Linked DNA regions of Mus musculus: region 2 is linked to region 1. A link is a loop called in an ENCODE intact Hi-C map of the cell type or tissue named here. Cell type or tissue: left cerebral cortex. All regions are shown on one strand. Each heading gives the region's core, and the rest is flanking DNA. Links, peaks and the distances in the headings are about the cores only.

Region 1 (8,042 bases), core at 1,257-6,256:
AGCTGTGTGGATCTGGCACATAACAGTCTGTGGCCAGCAGAGTCTGCATAGTTTGCCCCTGGTCATTTAACATCCCCAGCCTTAGAAGTGAACTACTACTACCATTTGGCTTAAGCAAGCTTGATTCTAAGATCCATCAGCGCTCACTGTCTGAGTGAGAAAGGGGAAGGCCCAAGGCAAACACGTGGATTGCCAGGCTTCTGCAGCCTCTATTTCTGCTCTTTTTTTTTTTTTCCCCAAGAAGCATGCATCCTTCCTTCCTTTCCTGGTATCTATGTATCACTCCCCTGTGCTTTCCACGGACTCGGCTAGTGCTTAGGGGCTGGCTACCCACTATGTCTCTGAGGGCCCCTCATCTCTCACGACTTCTAACCATGAACAACCCCACAGCCCCATCCACAGAGAAAAAGGTCTTCCTTCATCCTCTTTTTATGGAAAATAAATGCATACAATATATTTTGATCATGTGTTCCCCTCCCCTACTCTTCTCTGGTCTTTCCCACCTCCCTACCCTCCCAACTCTCCCACCCCCACCTCCGCCAACCCCACCTCTCTACCTGCCCTGGGGTATGATTGAGATGCCCAATGCCACTATATTGGAGAAAGCTGATCTTCCCTTTGCAAGGAGGTATCAGGTGCAGATAGTTTCTTGGGGCAGGCATATTGCCCACTTCACCCTGAGAGCTGGCGACCCCTCTGGCCTAAGGTGTGCGGGTCCTGAGCATGCTCACTCCGTTTCTAATGGGTCCATAGGTGCATCGGTCCTGTAGTGAGTCATCTATATCACCTCTGGCTCTCACATCTCTGCACCTCCTCCTCTGCATGGCTACCTGGGCCTTGAGGGCAAGGTCCTCCTGTCTGAACTGCCTTCCGCTTCCCAACTACCACCCGTGTTCCTCGGCCTTTCACAGCAGAAAGTCTGGTTCCCATTAAGCTCTCTGGCTAAATTCTTCACACATCTTAGCTGTCATTCTAAAGTACCTCTGATGGCACCTTCTAAGCAACCCTTCCTCTCTCAGAGCCCAGGACCCTCCATGACTTGGCTACTCCTTACATCCCTGGCTCTTTTCTAACATGGACACTCTTTCATGAGTCTAAACACGAGCACCCTGGTAGGGCATCCACCAGCATGGCTCTCTCCAGTGTTGGACACCATCTCCCCTAGACTAACTAGTAACCCCATCAATTCCCATGGTGGGCTCCGCAACACCCTTCCCGGGGTTGCCCCTTCCAGTACTTTCTGGACCACTGCTCTTGAGCTATGTATAGATGCTGCTGCAGAACTTTCCAGTGTAGAGCTTGGTGTGGTGACACACATGTCATGCCAGCACTGGAGAGGCAAAGTCAGGAGGAGGAGGAAGGTGGGTTCCAGGTCAGCTGGGACTCCACTGGAAACTCGACTTCCTCGGAAACCAATAACCAAACCAACAACACAGCTTCTCAGAGTCCATTGAGTAAAGAGGAATGCCAAAGGCCTCAAGGCTCTCAAGAGTTCAACCTTGCCTCCCAACCCAGCAGTTTATAGTCTGGGGTTTCTAATTTCTGTGTTCTGTCTCTAGAATGCTGAGTTGGGAGGCACTTCTGAGTGCCTTCTGACTAGAACACCCTGCCCTAACCAGTCCTAACCCCTGTCCACTTGACTGACCTCCCAGGCATCTTCACTTCCGAGTTCAACACTCAAGTCCTCCTTAGAGCTTCCCCTACAGTCTCCATGTCCATTCGAGCCCTCTATGCTAACAAGGCCTTCACGGCTGTCTACTGAAAGCTGCCCACACATGGCTCCAGGGTGGGTAGTAGGCTGAGACGGGCCCTTGTTCTTGGTCAAGTACTACTTGGGTGTTTCAAGTCCTAGAGCATTCCCCTGCAGAGATGAAGCACTATTTCACATGCTAATTCTCTGGAGCACACAGAGCCTTGTCTGGGCAGAAGTCTCAGGGTCGTGAACAATAGAAATGTCCCATCAACCAGACCATTATAAAGGCTACAAAATGGCAAGGCATAGAAGTTCGGAGTAAGCAGGATGTGAGGTAGTCCTTCAATTCCTGCATTAATTTCTAAAGGTGTGGTTTTTTTTTTTTAAACTGGCTCTTAAACTTAACAACACTTAAGAGTTTCGATGGACCAAATATTAACCAGCCTCCAACGATGGCAGCTGACTTAAAAATAGCCCTTGACCTGGAAATATAGGTGTGTTCAAATACACACCCTGATAAGAAAGGACACAGAGAGGATGCAGCTCAGAGTCTGAAGGCTCTGAAAGTCAAGGGCTCCTTGAGAAGGGACTCCAGAACCACAGGGATATTTCAGCACAGTTTGAACATGCTCACCCTCTTCTAAGAAACATTGACAAAACCAGTCGCAGATGCAACACACTGCATTTGGAAAAGCCACATCCACCGAGATGTGAGACCGACTCAGTGACAGCCAGCAGTGCAGCATTTACAAACAAACAAACAAGCCGGTGGGGTAAGCAAGTCACCGAGGGATCAGGCTAATGAGTCAAGACACCACAGAAGCTGTTCCTAATTTAAATACATCCTGGTGCTTAAAAATAAGACGTTACACTCAAAAGCCGGTTTGTGCGCCGTTTCCCCATTTCCAGAACATGTTTTTTCTTAATAAAAGCTCGTTAGCTTCCTCCAGTTAAGGAAGTCGACATGAGGAGGCTGGTATTTCCTTGATTCTAAAGGATACCAGGGCTAAAACAAAATCCCAACCTAATTAATTCTATTTTGGGTCTGGTTTCCAAGGCACTCTTCACGGAGCTGCTCTCAGCCCATGGCTTTCCGTTTTTCAACCTTCCACAGCTGGAAAGTGTGTTTATTCTGTGTCACTCCTCGGCAGCACAAATGTTTCCCAGACTCTCATCTTAACTCCCTATCCATCAGGAACAGGGAAGAAGCTGTGGTTCTAAAATCACGTATTTATTGCTAACCATATTGTTGCGGCAGCACAGATTTGTAACTCAAGCTCTATCAAGTTCATCTGTGTAAGTTTTGGGAGGAACTTCCCCCTCAGTCACACTGCCAGAGAGCGTCAGAACAGCAAAAGGCAAAAGACAGAAAACAGAGAAGTTAGTTCCACTACCAAAAGGCAGAGAACTTGACCTTGGGCAACGCAAGTCCATTTGGGTTGTCTGTCTTTTGTGTCTGTTTGAGCCCCGGGCCAACCTTGAGCTGACTACAAAGCTGAGAATGATCTTGGCAGTCCTTGCCTCCACACCTACCCCCAAGTGCTGGGATGACGGCAGATACCACCACACTACATTCCACAAAACAGAAATCCAAGAATGATTCAAAAGTTTTGAGTCTCTCAAGCGAAGAGGAATTCTGTAAGCAAACTCGTATAGCAAATCTATTCTCTGGCCCAATTTCATAATCTACCAAGCTCATGCAGCCATAAAACTTTTATTATTTTTCCTCCTAAGTTCTTACTGGCACTGGTTTATCAGAAAACACACCTAAACGTTTGACTCTTCCTAGCTTCAATTATAATAGTGACCGTACATATCCGCATATTTTAAAATATGAAGCAAAGTTCATCTATTTTAAAGCGGGGGAGGAGTGGCGTGCTAAAAGTCTGGAATTAGCCTGTTCGGTTAAATGAAATCCACCGATGGGACAACTGCCTGGTTTGAGGCGCACTTACATGTTCCCCATATATGACAGCCTCAACCCTCCGAAATCTATCAGCCAGAAAAAAAGAACAGAGAAACGAAAGCGCAGCTTGGAGGAGCTCCAGAAGCCGGTCTGCGCCAGGCTCCAATGACAGGCTAGGACCCAAGGTGCCCGTCTTAAGTTTACTCCCAACTTTGTCGCCCTACCAAGGAAAGGCGAGAGAGGTGACAGCCACTAGACAGCCAGAGCGCCTGCGGGGACGGGTTCCATCCTGACCCCAGAACCAGGAGATCCGGGAAAGAAGCTAGAGTGCAGTCCGGTTCCGGAACGGCGGCCCGGCCGCGCACGCCCCGGGACAGAGGACGAGCAGGACCCCCCACGACACGCCCGCTCCAGGGGCGCGGCCCGGCCCCGCCGCACTCACTCACTTTGTCGCTGGTGCTCTCGGTTTCGTGGTCACCGCCGGCCGCCTCTCCCTCGCGGGGTGGCGGCGCCCCCGCTCCCCCAGGGCCGGGGCAGCCCCCGCGGTGCCGCAGCTCCAGCATGTCCCGCTCCCGCGTCGCTGGGCTGGCGTCGTCTAGCGCCCCGCCACCGCGGAGCCGCGCCGGGTCACCCCCAGAACGGCATCAACGAGCGAGCGCTCGAGGCCGCCGGCAGGGTGTGCGGACCGGCGCGGGCGGGGACGCGGCGCCGTTGCCAGGTGCGCCGTTCCACGCACTGGCCCCAGGGGGCGGAGGAGCAGCACGGCCCTCCCTCGCGCCTCGCGACCGCGCCACCCGGCCCGCCCCACCTTCCCGCCGCCGAGCTCCCGCAGCGCGGTCACGCGCCGCAGGCCCCGCCCCGCTCGCCCCTCCGCGCTGCACTGCGGTGCCCGAGGCCCCGCCCCGGGCGATGACGTCAATGCTCGGGCCCTGCCCCGGCTCCCTGGGCAGGTGGGGGCACGGAAAGGTACGCGAACGGCCGAGGACGAGGGACGAGCCAGGGACGGAGGAACGCGGGGGCGAGCCTGGGCGCCGCCGGGAAGTCCTCCTTGGCGCAGGGATGTCAGGCGGAGTTCAACTGACTCCTCCAAGGGACTCGGCCCTGCTTGACACGCCGCAGCGTGGCGGAGCGTCGCAGGCGTCCCCAAGCAGAAACTTGCTGGGCAGGACAGACCCGTTGGCTCTGCGTTCCAGCCAGTGCTTAACCTCCCTGGTGCCTGGGGATGAGTTGGCCAACAGTTTCAATATCGTACCCAGGTTCTGTACTGGGGAAACTCGGGGTTTTGAGTCTCTCAGAGAGTTTCTACCATAGGATCCACAGACAGCCTTTGATGCCCTAGGGCGCCGCTGCGGGGTACCTCTCTGAAAGACAAGGACCTTGGGACGCTAAAGGTGGAACAGGATGGACACATGATCTGGTTTAACTCTAGTCTAATCCTGTTAGCAGGTGCTTAGGGGGTTTTTTCACACATATTTGCGAGCTGGTCCTTAAAGGCCAAAGACACACATCCGTAATTCACACAAACCAGACAGAGGAGCACCTTTATTGTAATAAATCAACAATTTATCAGGTCATTACTAAAAATAAGTAATATGTTGTCCTTAAAGCCTCATAACTAACCAGCAAAACCAAACGTCAGAGGAGGATGCAATGAAAAACAGTAGACTCAGGTAGAGAGACACTTGCAGCCAAAACTGATAACCGGAATTCAATCCCCAACATGATGGACATAGAGAACTGCCTCCAGAAAGCTGTCCTCTGATCTCCACGCTGACACCCACACATATAAATAGATAAATATCATTTAAAACTAATGGAAGATATGAGATGGACGTGGTGTGGGTTTTCCATAAGGAACGGAAGACTGCTAGTAATTAGGTCAATTGATCTACATTGTTTTGGAGGGCCAGAGAAAAAGTACTTCTGGATACAAAGATAAAATGACCGTGGGGGTGGGGGGTGGGGGAGTAAGGGGTGGGGACCACAGAGGCTGGAATGGGTTGGCTCTGGCTGTTGATCCTACCCAGCAGAAAGGACCAGAGTTCCTTTCAACTTTCTTCCAGGAAGTTGAGGAGCCAGTGTTCTAACCCCCGTGGTGCCAATTATCTCCATGGCCTCTAGTAAGCAGGTAAGCCTATGTCCCCATCAGTGAAAGGAATAACAAGGAGGTTAGCCTCTCTTTTAGCTGTTCTGGTGCTTGTGTCAGAGGTGTCAGTGTCAGACTCACAGGCACAGGGAGGTAGCTCAGCACTTCTCCCTCCCTCCCTCTCCCTCCCACAGACAACCTCTAGGTTTTCTTCCTTTTCTTTCTTCTCCCTTTGGGGTGGTAGAGGAGGAAAGCCTGCTGAGGCAAGAGGAAACCGGAGAAGTCAGTCAGAGTAACAGAAGAAGTAGTACTCCTCCACCCAGGGAGGAGGGAGAGAACAGAGCCATCACCGTGCTCCCACCCTTCCTGAAGTTTGCCACTCCCTGTAGTTCAGCTGAGATGGTGATTTATTTTTGTCTTCATTATAGTTATTGATGCTCACTGAATGATCAATGGAACCACAGGCTTGCCACAGAGCCAGCCCCTACCCTCAGAACAGTCAGCAGTGCTTGTTGAAGAAGTGAATGAAGAAACAAATGGGTGGAGATCTATAGCCTGATGGGAAATTATTTGGCCTTTATGCTTTGTGTTTTATGTTTTGACTTACATGGTGCGATGTAACTATTCTTGGTTGTTAACTTGACTACATCTGGAATTAACTAAAACCCTGTGAGGGATTTTTTTCTCGACTGGATCATTTGAGGTAGGAAGACCCACCTGAAATCTGGGTCACACACTCTGGTAGCAGCCTCCATAAAGAACATGGAAAAAGTGAGCTGTTTGCTTGCTTGCTTGCCCTTGCCCTCCATGGCAAGTTCCCTTTCTTCACTGTATCAGAACCCACTTCTTTGGAATTCCTGGGTATACTGGAGACCAGCTGAGACTTCCAGCCTCATGATCTGGATGACTTTTGTATGGGTGGACTTCCCATCAGGAGACAGTCATTGTTGGAATATTCAGAATGCAACCTGTAAGCCAACTCGAATAAATTTCATTTAAGTAGATATGTAGACTGATGATAGATAGGTATGATAGGTAGGTAGGTAGGTAGGTAGGTAGGTAGATAGATAGATAGATAGATAGGTAAATAGATAGATAGGTAAATAGATAATAGGTAGATTCATTCAATCAGTGCTGTGTCTCTAAAGAACTCTGGCTAATTCATATAGGTATCTGCTTTTCTTCAGTTTTCACTTTACCTGTAAAAAGAGATTAACATGTGTTGAAAGAAGTTCTAGTAATGATTTTATATTTACCTAGAAAGTATCACACCACCACACCCTGTGTTTGCAGACTTTTCTCAGTGTCTCCCCACCACCACCTTTTTCTTTCCATCTTTCATTTTTCTTCACGTATTGCATCTGTGGTCGATGACACAAATCTGACATTTAATGACTCCCAAGCCTCCTCTGTCAGTTTTACTACAGTTTGCTCTGCCAGAGGGCTCCAGGAATCCCGGAGTACATGGGAGACACTGGGCCAAGACACACTTCTTGGCTAGTTTGAAGAGTTTCCACTACAGTGGGCTTGGAATTTCTTAGCTTTTAGCAAGGGGTTTGCTGAGGAGTGTGGAAACAAGGAGTGATGTTGTTGTTTATATGGTATCTATCTTAGTTTTTTTATTTATATGGTATCTATCTTAGTTTGTTATTTATATGGTATCTGTCTTAGTTTGTTATTTATCTGGTATCTGTCTCAGTTTGTTAGTTATGTGGTATCTATCTTAGTTTGGGTTTAACTTACCCAATCACTCACAATGACAGGAGCAGGTGAGGCAGTCACCTGCTACCCTACCCCTAGAACTGCCTCCCAAGGTACCCAGACTGGGGCAAGTCCCTCTCTTAGGTGAGAATCTGAGCTTGCTTTCCACAACGAAGGTTCTGAGGTACTTGGCAGTACCATTCCCAGCTTGCCAAGGGAAGAAAACCTCTGCCTTGCCAAGTGCTTCTGGTTGCCTGGATACTCTTCCTATAGCTTCTGTGACTCAACCCCAGCTTCAGCGACATCCCTTTCAGCTCTCTCTATAAGTTGGAAGTAAGCATTTCCGATTTAAGAGAGAAGGAGGTAAACACGGGCAGGCAGAGGGAGGGAGGTTAAATAACCATGTAGGTGGCAAAAGAAAAAAAAAAGCCACAGGAAATCATATGATCAACTGCTCACCAAAAAAAGAAAAGAAACATAATGTGTGTAATCCAGGATATAAATATGTATATATAGTTTTAATGAACTTTACTCATCTAAACTTGCAGTGATCCCTTCAAAAGCCTTTGCAAAAGAACAGCCCCCATAGGCTTGTAGATTTGAAAGCTTGATCACCAGGGAGCGGCACTACTTGAAAGCCTCAGGCAGTGTGGTCT
Region 2 (8,042 bases), core at 1,302-6,301, 60 kb before region 1:
CATGTGTTCCCTGGGGTCCTTCCCTCTCTGACTACGTGCTTCCTTCCCTGCTTGTCTTTAGTCTTGTGTGGACTCCCTCTGTCTTGGAGTGGCTCTTCCACTCACTGTCCACTTGCTGAGACTCACAGTTTGAGAACAGTGTGAGTCTCAGACCTGGGTGCCATGGGTGCTTTTCGCTCCCCTCCCAGCAGCTGCAGCAATGCCAAGTTGGGGTACTTTGCCAGTTAAAACCCTGACCGGCTTCTCTATTGCCAACTCGCCATTCCATGGCTGCCCTTTGTTCCTAACAGAGCCTTCTGCCTGCCCCAAGCCAGCTCTTCTTCCTCGATGCTTCAGGTCTTGGATGATCATTCAATGAGAGACTAAATGAAGACAACCCCCTCCCCCACACCCCCCACACCCACCCACACACACCCCTGCAGTCACAGTGCCAGCACTCCTGGCTACAGTGAATGTCCTGTGGTCCCAGCAGTTGGCCAGGCCATACTACTATCCCCACACAACTCCTCACTGTCCCGCTTTGTGCTGGCACATGGTGGGATCCCATGGTCAGCTGTGGCAAGGCCTGGCACTGTGCCCTACCAGAGCATGCTTAAGCACCCTCGCTTCGGCTTGAATGCAGTTTTGGCAGAAATCTTAAAGCATGTGGTGTTGCATTTGAGTCTCTGTGGGTCCACACCCCATGCCTGAACATCTGTGTAAAACTCACAGACATTTGGTTCTAAACCTTCAAGGCCCCTTAGTCCTGGACGGAGGGCCCCTGGAGCAGCATGTCCAGGCCACAGTGGCTTTGCCCAGAGCCAGAAAAGAAAGTTCCCAAATCCTGCCTCTAACCTCCATTCCCAGGCCACCCCTGGCCAGCAGGCAATCACCTCCACTTGTCTGCACCTGATGCAGGGTAGCCGTGGAGAACCCTAGCAGCCCTCCTTGCCCCGTCCTCGGGCCTGGCGTGTGCCTTACCCATTCTGCCTGTTTGCAGATCCCACAGTATAGGTGCCAGAGTAAGTGATATGAATAAATTTGAGATACCCTGGCCATGAGTAGGCATGGTGGCTACACCTGGAACCATAGCATTCAGGAAGCTGAGGCAGGAACATGACCAGTGTGGGGCCAATCTGGACCACAGAATAACAGGACAACCTGGGCTATAGACTTGAGAGGGTCTCAAATACACAAAACTTTTAACTATCTGTTTCTCCCCCCTCCCCTCCCCCTCCCCTCCCCCTCCCCCTCCCATTTCCCCTTCCCCCTTCCTCTCTCTCCTTGTGTTTACATGTATTTGTGACTGGCCATCCACGGTACACATATATCCAGACTACATCCCTCAGTGCTGAGTAGAGGTCTGTTGTATAACTGGCTCATGTTAGCTGTGTGGTCCCTCTTTCCTGTGCCCTGAGCAGAGAGGGATTCAGTGGGCTTTCTTCACAGGGAACAGCACAATCCCAACTCTCTACACTCTGCTGCTTCCAAGTTTCTATGACAACACATCTCTGACCTAGGGACAGGATGCTTTCTAGTCTAAAGAGGTATCTGCTTAAAAAAAAAAAAAGTAGGTGACCCCGACAAGCTGTCCCAACAGCTACAGAATGTACCAGAGCCTCTGGCCCTACTTGGGCCTTCCCTGTTCCCCTCTTCTTCCCTCACCCCTAGCTTTAGCCCTTCCTGAGTAGACAGCATCCTCTGACATGTCTCCCCAGCTGACCCGGAAGGTTTTTGAGGGCAGAGTGTGGACTTAGCTATCTGATCACTAACGTGTCATTTCAGTCAAATGTTGTTTCACATACATTTAGTGAAAAAATATCTACCCTTCAGAAACTAAGGGTTTAGGGCGGTGGTGAACACAGTCCACGGAAAGACGTCATGGCAGCAACTCAGGCTGTTCAGAGACCTGGAGGCAGGAGCTGATAACACAGGTCATAGAGGATGCCGCTTCCTGCCTTGCTCCCCAGGGCTTGTTCAGCCTGCTTTCTTACCTAACCCAGGACCACCTGCCCAGGAACGGCCCCACCCACAATGGGCGGGGCCCGCGGCCCGCCCCCATCAATCACTAATGAAGAAAATGTCTCCCAGGCTTGCCTACATCCTGGTCTTCACGAAGCGTTTTCTTAATTGAGCTTCCCTCCTCTCAGACGACTCTAGTTTGTGTCAGGCTGATATAGAACTACCCAGCAAAGGAGTGGTAGAAATGAATATTCTCAGTAGTATATGCCCAAAGAAAATGGATTTGGTTTTCTTTCCTTTCCCTTTACATGGTCTCCCTACAATGCCCCAGCTGGCTTCAACTCCCCAATCATGCCTCTGCCTCCAGGGTGCTGCGGTTACAGGCATGACCACCACAGCAGGCAGGAATTCTCTTGTTCTGTGCCTACAAATGCTCCACACTGTGGGAAATGGGGCCCTCAGTGGTCTGTATAAGGAAGGCTCTTGCCTTGGCCGTCTGGAAGCTAGAACACCTACTTCAATGATCACATGCCTGGAACTTCCACCAAGTCTCTTTGGTCTAGGCTTCCTGTCATGGTTTTTGGTTTGGCTGGTTGTTCCTGGGCGTGCTAGATTCTAGTCTTCAGCTAGGGTCAACACATTTGGACTAGGACTTGTTCCTTCTTTCCCTGCCCCCCTCCATGGAGAGGGAGACTCCAAAAACAAAAGCCAGAGCTGTCAAAGTGGGGTTTCCTAGTGCTGTCTAGGAAATCCTCTCTCTGGGCAGAATGTGGACTTAGCTATCTCTGACGTCAGAAGGGCACGGAGCGCTTGTCCTCGACTTTTCCTTCCCTGTCAGTTCTCCTGCTGTCTCTTAGTTTGCTCTCTACCGATGCGATATAAAACACCATTGCCAAAGGCAAAGCCGGGGAGGGAAAGGCTACAGACTTACACAGTGTACCACACAGTCCATCATCGCAGGAGTCAGGGCAGGAGCCTGAGGCAAGAACTGAAGCAGAAGCCCACGAGGGAATGCGGCTTACTGGCTCGCTCAGCCTTTCTTGTCTTTTCTGGCTGTGAGCCTAGCCCTTCACAGCTCAGCCGGCTCCCAGCCCTCAGCCTGCCTTCTTACACCATTATCACCGGCCCAAGGATGGCCCCGCCCACTCAGAGCTAGACCCGCCCAAGTCAGTCATTTATCAGGAAGATGCTCTATTGACATGCCTGGAGCGTCCCTCTTCCCAGGTGACTCCAGCTTGTGTCTAGCTGACAAAAAGGTGACACGATTTATCAAGGACATAGTGATAACTTTTTGAAACAGTTAAGTTTTCCATTTTTTCTAATTCAACCTTGTTCAGAGGCAGAGTCTCTTGTATCACAGTTCTAACAAGTCTTTATGAAGACCACCCCATCAGTACGCTGAACCAGAGTTCCCCTTCCTGTGTAGTAAAGGTTGGGCCTCAGGGATATCTTCTTATCATTTCCCCTTCCACTCTCTGATTCTTTAAATTCCAAGTTTTGTGATGGCAAATTTTAACATAGACCTAATTTGTACTCTTTGCCTCACTCCCCCAGCCCCAACCTATCTCCCCCAACCCCAGGGTATTTTTGTGGGTTTTTTTTTCTTGTTTTTTGTTTGTTTTGTTGTTGTTGTTTTAGGCTTTTTTTTTTTTTTTTTTTTTTTTTTTTTTTGCCACTTAAGAGGCTCACGGAGGACAGCATCTTTGTGATTTTCTTTGTAAATCCCTCCCGTATGGAAGCAAGTTCTTCCTGCACAGTCAGCGGCCCTCAGTTGCTTGTCTCTCACCCATAACAAAGGCGGGTACAACTGATGCCACAGTCACTCGCTAGCCCATGGTAACCCATTCCAGATGTGCTGCTTTCAAAGTCTATATGTTCTCTAGTGCATCAGCCATTGAAGCAGCTCTCACCCTGCTGACTCTATACACCACAGAGGCCGCCCACTGGATACCACACAGAAGACAGCCGCCTGGGATTTGCCACAGATACTGGGCCTTCAGACAGAGCAGCCTCAGCTTATCTTAGCCTTGCCTGTCACATCAGTTGGGGGCAAGCAGCTACCACCTCGGCAAGAAGGCTGCCTGCCTCCCGAGCCCTCCCTACTTCCAGGAGGAGGTGCTGATCTGTCCAAACTTAGAAGGCTCCCCTGTGAGATCAGCTGCTCTGACTTCAAGAGAACAATGGCCTCCTCAGACCAGGAGAACAAAGCTGCCTTGCTGTTCCTCAGGAGCTGAAGGGACTGCGGGAAGCTGCGGAAAACGACCGGCTGAGGTTCAAACATGAACTTACCACACAAGCCAGCAATTCCACCCCCTTGCAATCTATGAAAGGGAACCGAGGGCGTGTCCACAGGCATTTCTTTCTAGAAAGTCTTACAGGAACATTTTTCATAAAAGCCCCAAGCTGGAAGGAATGCAAGTGACTATCAGCTGGTAAGTGGGCTGTCCAAATCCAATATTCATAAAAAGTAGCAATGCATATAAAAATACTGTGCCTGATGCAGAAATCCGCATACCCATGATTCCATTAGCGCAGAACTCCCACAAAGGCAGACTGATGCAGGTTAAGCACCAGCTCAGGGACTGACCATATTTGGGCATCCAAACAGGGAGTAACCACAAATGGGTGGGCACCAGGGACGTTTGGTGAGAACATGGAAATGGCTTCCAACCATCATTGGTTTGAGTGACTTTTGATAGATTACCACTGCTGCTCTGTTCTGAGGCAAGTTCTCATGAGACCCAGGCTGGTCTGGAAGTCACGCACAGCTGAGGCTGACCTTGGCCTTGACGATCCTGCTTCTGTCCTCACTAGCGCTGGCCTGACAGACATGCGTTATCATGCCCAGGCTGGCATGTAAATTACATCTCAACAAAGTGTCTGGTGGGAAAAAAGACATCCTTACCAATGAAGTATGTCCATCTTACCTTACCAAACTAATGAAAAATGTTTACAGGTTTTTTTTTTCAAGAATATTCCCTAAACTTAGCACTCTTTTAGATCCCAACTGAAGGTTAAAAGTCACATGATCGTGAACAGAAAACCATCCAAACCCACTAAGCTCCAGTTGGACCCAGCAGGAAGGAGGCTGGAGTTCACAGAAAGGCCCCAGCAGACTCTGTGGGCTTGGAAGGAGAGCGATTTGGAGTTCTGTTCTTCCAGAGTGGCTTTCCTTTCCCCTGCTGATGGGGATAGCTTGAGCATCTCAGGGATTTTCTCTGTGCCCTTTGTACATGTTAGGAAACTGCAAGGGTTCTCCCTGCTCCTTTTTGGAGAACACTTATTATCAAAAGATGTGCTTGACTAAATGACCCACGCTGTGCGGATTCCACAAAGCTCACCATATCTATACATGAAGACACCAGGCTGTCAGAATGGCTATTGGTTTGAATTGTCTGGACCCTGTTTTCTTTGCAGCAGTTTCATGGGCTTCCAAATACATAGACCCTGAACTGAAGGGGATTCTCAAAGGTGTTCAGGTGGTGCCCCGTCTCCCATGAACCTGGGGTTTGCATGTCTCCACTCTGTCCACCCCCGCTGTGAGGTGTCTCCTCGTGTCTGTCTGAGTGGGGCAGAGAACTGTGAATTGCAGTGTTGTTGTGTCCAGAAGGACCCACTGTGCACGTAATGCCACCAGAGCACCACAGCCGAAGCAGCCGCTGGTTTTCAGCTCAGCAGCATCAGCCTGCGGACTGACCAGCTACTCCACATTGGACACCAATCAGAGTTCCCTCGTGTGTGAGCAGCAAGGGACAGTGAAGCTCACCTTAGGAGGAGGTAAGGTGACACTGTGGGGCGAGGAGCTGTCTAGAAGCCCAGTGCTTACAGAATGCTTTTTCTCCGATTAGAAAACAGCAGCGCAAAGTCAAAATACCATTGGATCTTTATTTTTCTATCCCAGTTTCAGTAAAAAGATTCAGAGGACTGATTGACACATATCATAAGCTCTACAGTATATATATCCACAGCGCTGAGGGCTGATAGACACATATAATAAACTCTCACCCCGTACAGTATATCCACACTGTCTCGACCTTTCTTCTCATCAGACCAGGTGTCGCCATGACCTCTGTTCAAAGTGCAAAGGGACAAAAGTGGGGGCAGCCTTTAATCTCGGACAGCAACTGTCTGTGTGAATCCACAAGGAAGACTAGGGAGAGCGCCCTGGTTCTCAGACATCACCATCCCAAAAGCTACCAGGTCAGACAGCAGTTCAAAGGTCGATTTTCCATCGATGGATCTCTGCTGTGGAGGGCCTTCCTGGTTGCCACTCATCCACCACTTCACTCCACTGGATGACGCCTGTTCCAGTGCAAATGGAACGCTGGTCACAGTCGCTCTCACGGTGGTTGTTTGCTATAGTCCACTTTAATGTACACGCTATAAAAAGTAGGCTAAAATGTTCATTACTAGAGTGTTGTTGTTAAAGAACTCGCTTGTTTTTATATGGCATAATGTACACCCAGCTCTAAAAGATCTAATTGAGAAGAGCTTTTATTGTAACCCCAGATAGTCCTAGTTTCATCCTTTGTGTTTAGAATATTGATTTTTAATACGTGTATTAAGTAATGCTTCCATAATTCTGCCTCGCAAGCCATGAGAGCATGGTGGGTAAGGAGAAGCCACCATGTCCTCAACCATCCTTTACCTCTGCAGACAGCCTGTTCCTGGACATGCTCCTACCACAAGGCTTCCCTCCATTTCTTTTGTGCCTGCAACTCATTTATGGTCAACATCTGGGGCGGGGCGGGGGGACACACAAAAGCAGGGGACACTGACATCAGCCACTGAGAGGGGATCTCCTAAGGTGACAGCGCTCCCCTGGCTTGTATGCAGAGGGCGTGGGCTGAATCCAGCGCAGGGTCACCAGTCACCTGGGGGCCAACAATGGTGTTCTCAGGACTGCTACTGATGCCTGTGGGCTCCTCCTCAGAACCCTAGCGCATCCACAGTGGGAAGGAAATATGGGTGATTTCTAACTTAAACAAAATATTTACTCTTTTCATTACCAAACTATCCTCTGCAGCATCTCCATTTCTCCCCCTCCAGGTCGTCTCTGCGGGTGACCGCGACATTTGGTTAAGTATGGCTGCAGAGCACACACAGCAACAGGAGATCCCCTAGTCCACTCACAGGGTCCGGCCCCACCTGCACAGGGGCAAGGTGTGGCATTTGTAGGCTTTCCTGCTTCATGGCTGCTGTTTCTGCTGTACTTTTATTCTTGGGTTCAGGAAGTGCAAGGTGACAGAGGTTAATTACCAGCAGGGGGCTGGCCTGGAGCTGGGTCTTTAGGGAAAACTCTCCTTTCCAGGTGGCTCCCCAGCCACCACCACACACCACTCATCCCTACCATCCCTGGTGAGGTATTTCTGGTGGAGGAGCCTCGTGCTGGGCTCGCCATGCAGGACCCACTCTGAGTCTCTTTTGCATCAGAAATGGATTCTGATAACTTCTTTTTCAACAAATCAACAGTGGTCTAAGCACCAGCCTCTAGCTTCTGATTTTGAAACTCCTTAACACCAGGGCGTTAACACTTGGCAGATGACTGCTACTCTGAAAGTAGGCGGCCCAGCCAAGGCGGAGCCCAAGAGTGGGGCACCTGCCTGGTGTGGACCGGACCCTGGGTTCTAGCCCAGTACCATGAACAAACAAACAAAAAGAAGAGAGAGAAAAGTGGACAATCGCTCTTTTTCTTTCTTTTTAATCTAACTCAGCCCTTCAGAAATGCTTGAGATCATTAGAGGAGGAAACCCCGAGACCTCGATTCCCAAGGTGCCTCCAGTGCATTCAGCTATGGCTACGCCAGGGCAGCACCAGGGCAAAGGTCAACACCCTACGAGGGCCTCAGTTGATAGTGTTTGACTCTTTAAAACGCAAGTCTACCTAAATCATGGAACCTGGCCAGTGAGGGCAGAGAACTTAACATTGGAAAATACATTTTAGAAAAGTACAGGATCTTTCACGGGTGGGCGACTGCTGCACTCACCTTAGACCACGTGTTTGTTAAATATTCACAGTAATTGTAAATTCAGAAAAAGAAACCTTTGTATCTGCAAAGCCTGCATCTACTGAGTTTTAGCCCCAGGCTGGCTCAGTGCACG

Evidence for each region. Peaks named below come from ENCODE experiments on the same cell type or tissue, not always from the same donor. Only the 100,000 strongest peaks of a DNase experiment are listed, where the experiment ranks them.
Region 2: it touches region 1 in a loop (2.1-fold over the local background); 2 of 42 quality-filtered maps call a loop at or near these places.

The regions. Positions count from the first base shown.
Region 1 is chr5:101,761,493-101,769,534 of GRCm38, reverse strand. It overlaps Gm42134, which reads left to right and starts at 4,272. Exons shown (of 6, transcript XR_880489.2): 1 at 4,272-4,565; 2 at 5,663-5,727. Cds1 (CDP-diacylglycerol synthase 1) reads right to left here and starts at 4,405. Exons shown (of 13, transcript NM_173370.3): 1 at 4,046-4,405. The coding sequence starts at 4,162. 9430085M18Rik (a long non-coding RNA gene) reads right to left here. Exons shown (of 3, transcript XR_001785073.2): 3 at 6,304-6,884. In left cerebral cortex, for the core only: a CTCF peak has its summit at 4,239; DNase peaks (open chromatin) are centred at 2,829, 3,052, 3,807 and 4,534; H3K4me3 peaks cover 2,805 bases; H3K27ac peaks cover 1,570 bases.
Region 2 is chr5:101,821,623-101,829,664 of GRCm38, reverse strand. It overlaps Cds1 (CDP-diacylglycerol synthase 1), which reads right to left. Exons shown (of 13, transcript NM_173370.3): 13 at 5,813-8,042. It overlaps Gm20548 (a long non-coding RNA gene), which reads right to left and starts at 3,482. Exons shown (of 3, transcript XR_001785074.2): 1 at 2,873-3,482. In left cerebral cortex, for the core only: no CTCF peak of the experiment used is centred there; DNase peaks (open chromatin) are centred at 2,978, 3,945 and 4,366; H3K27ac peaks cover 1,312 bases.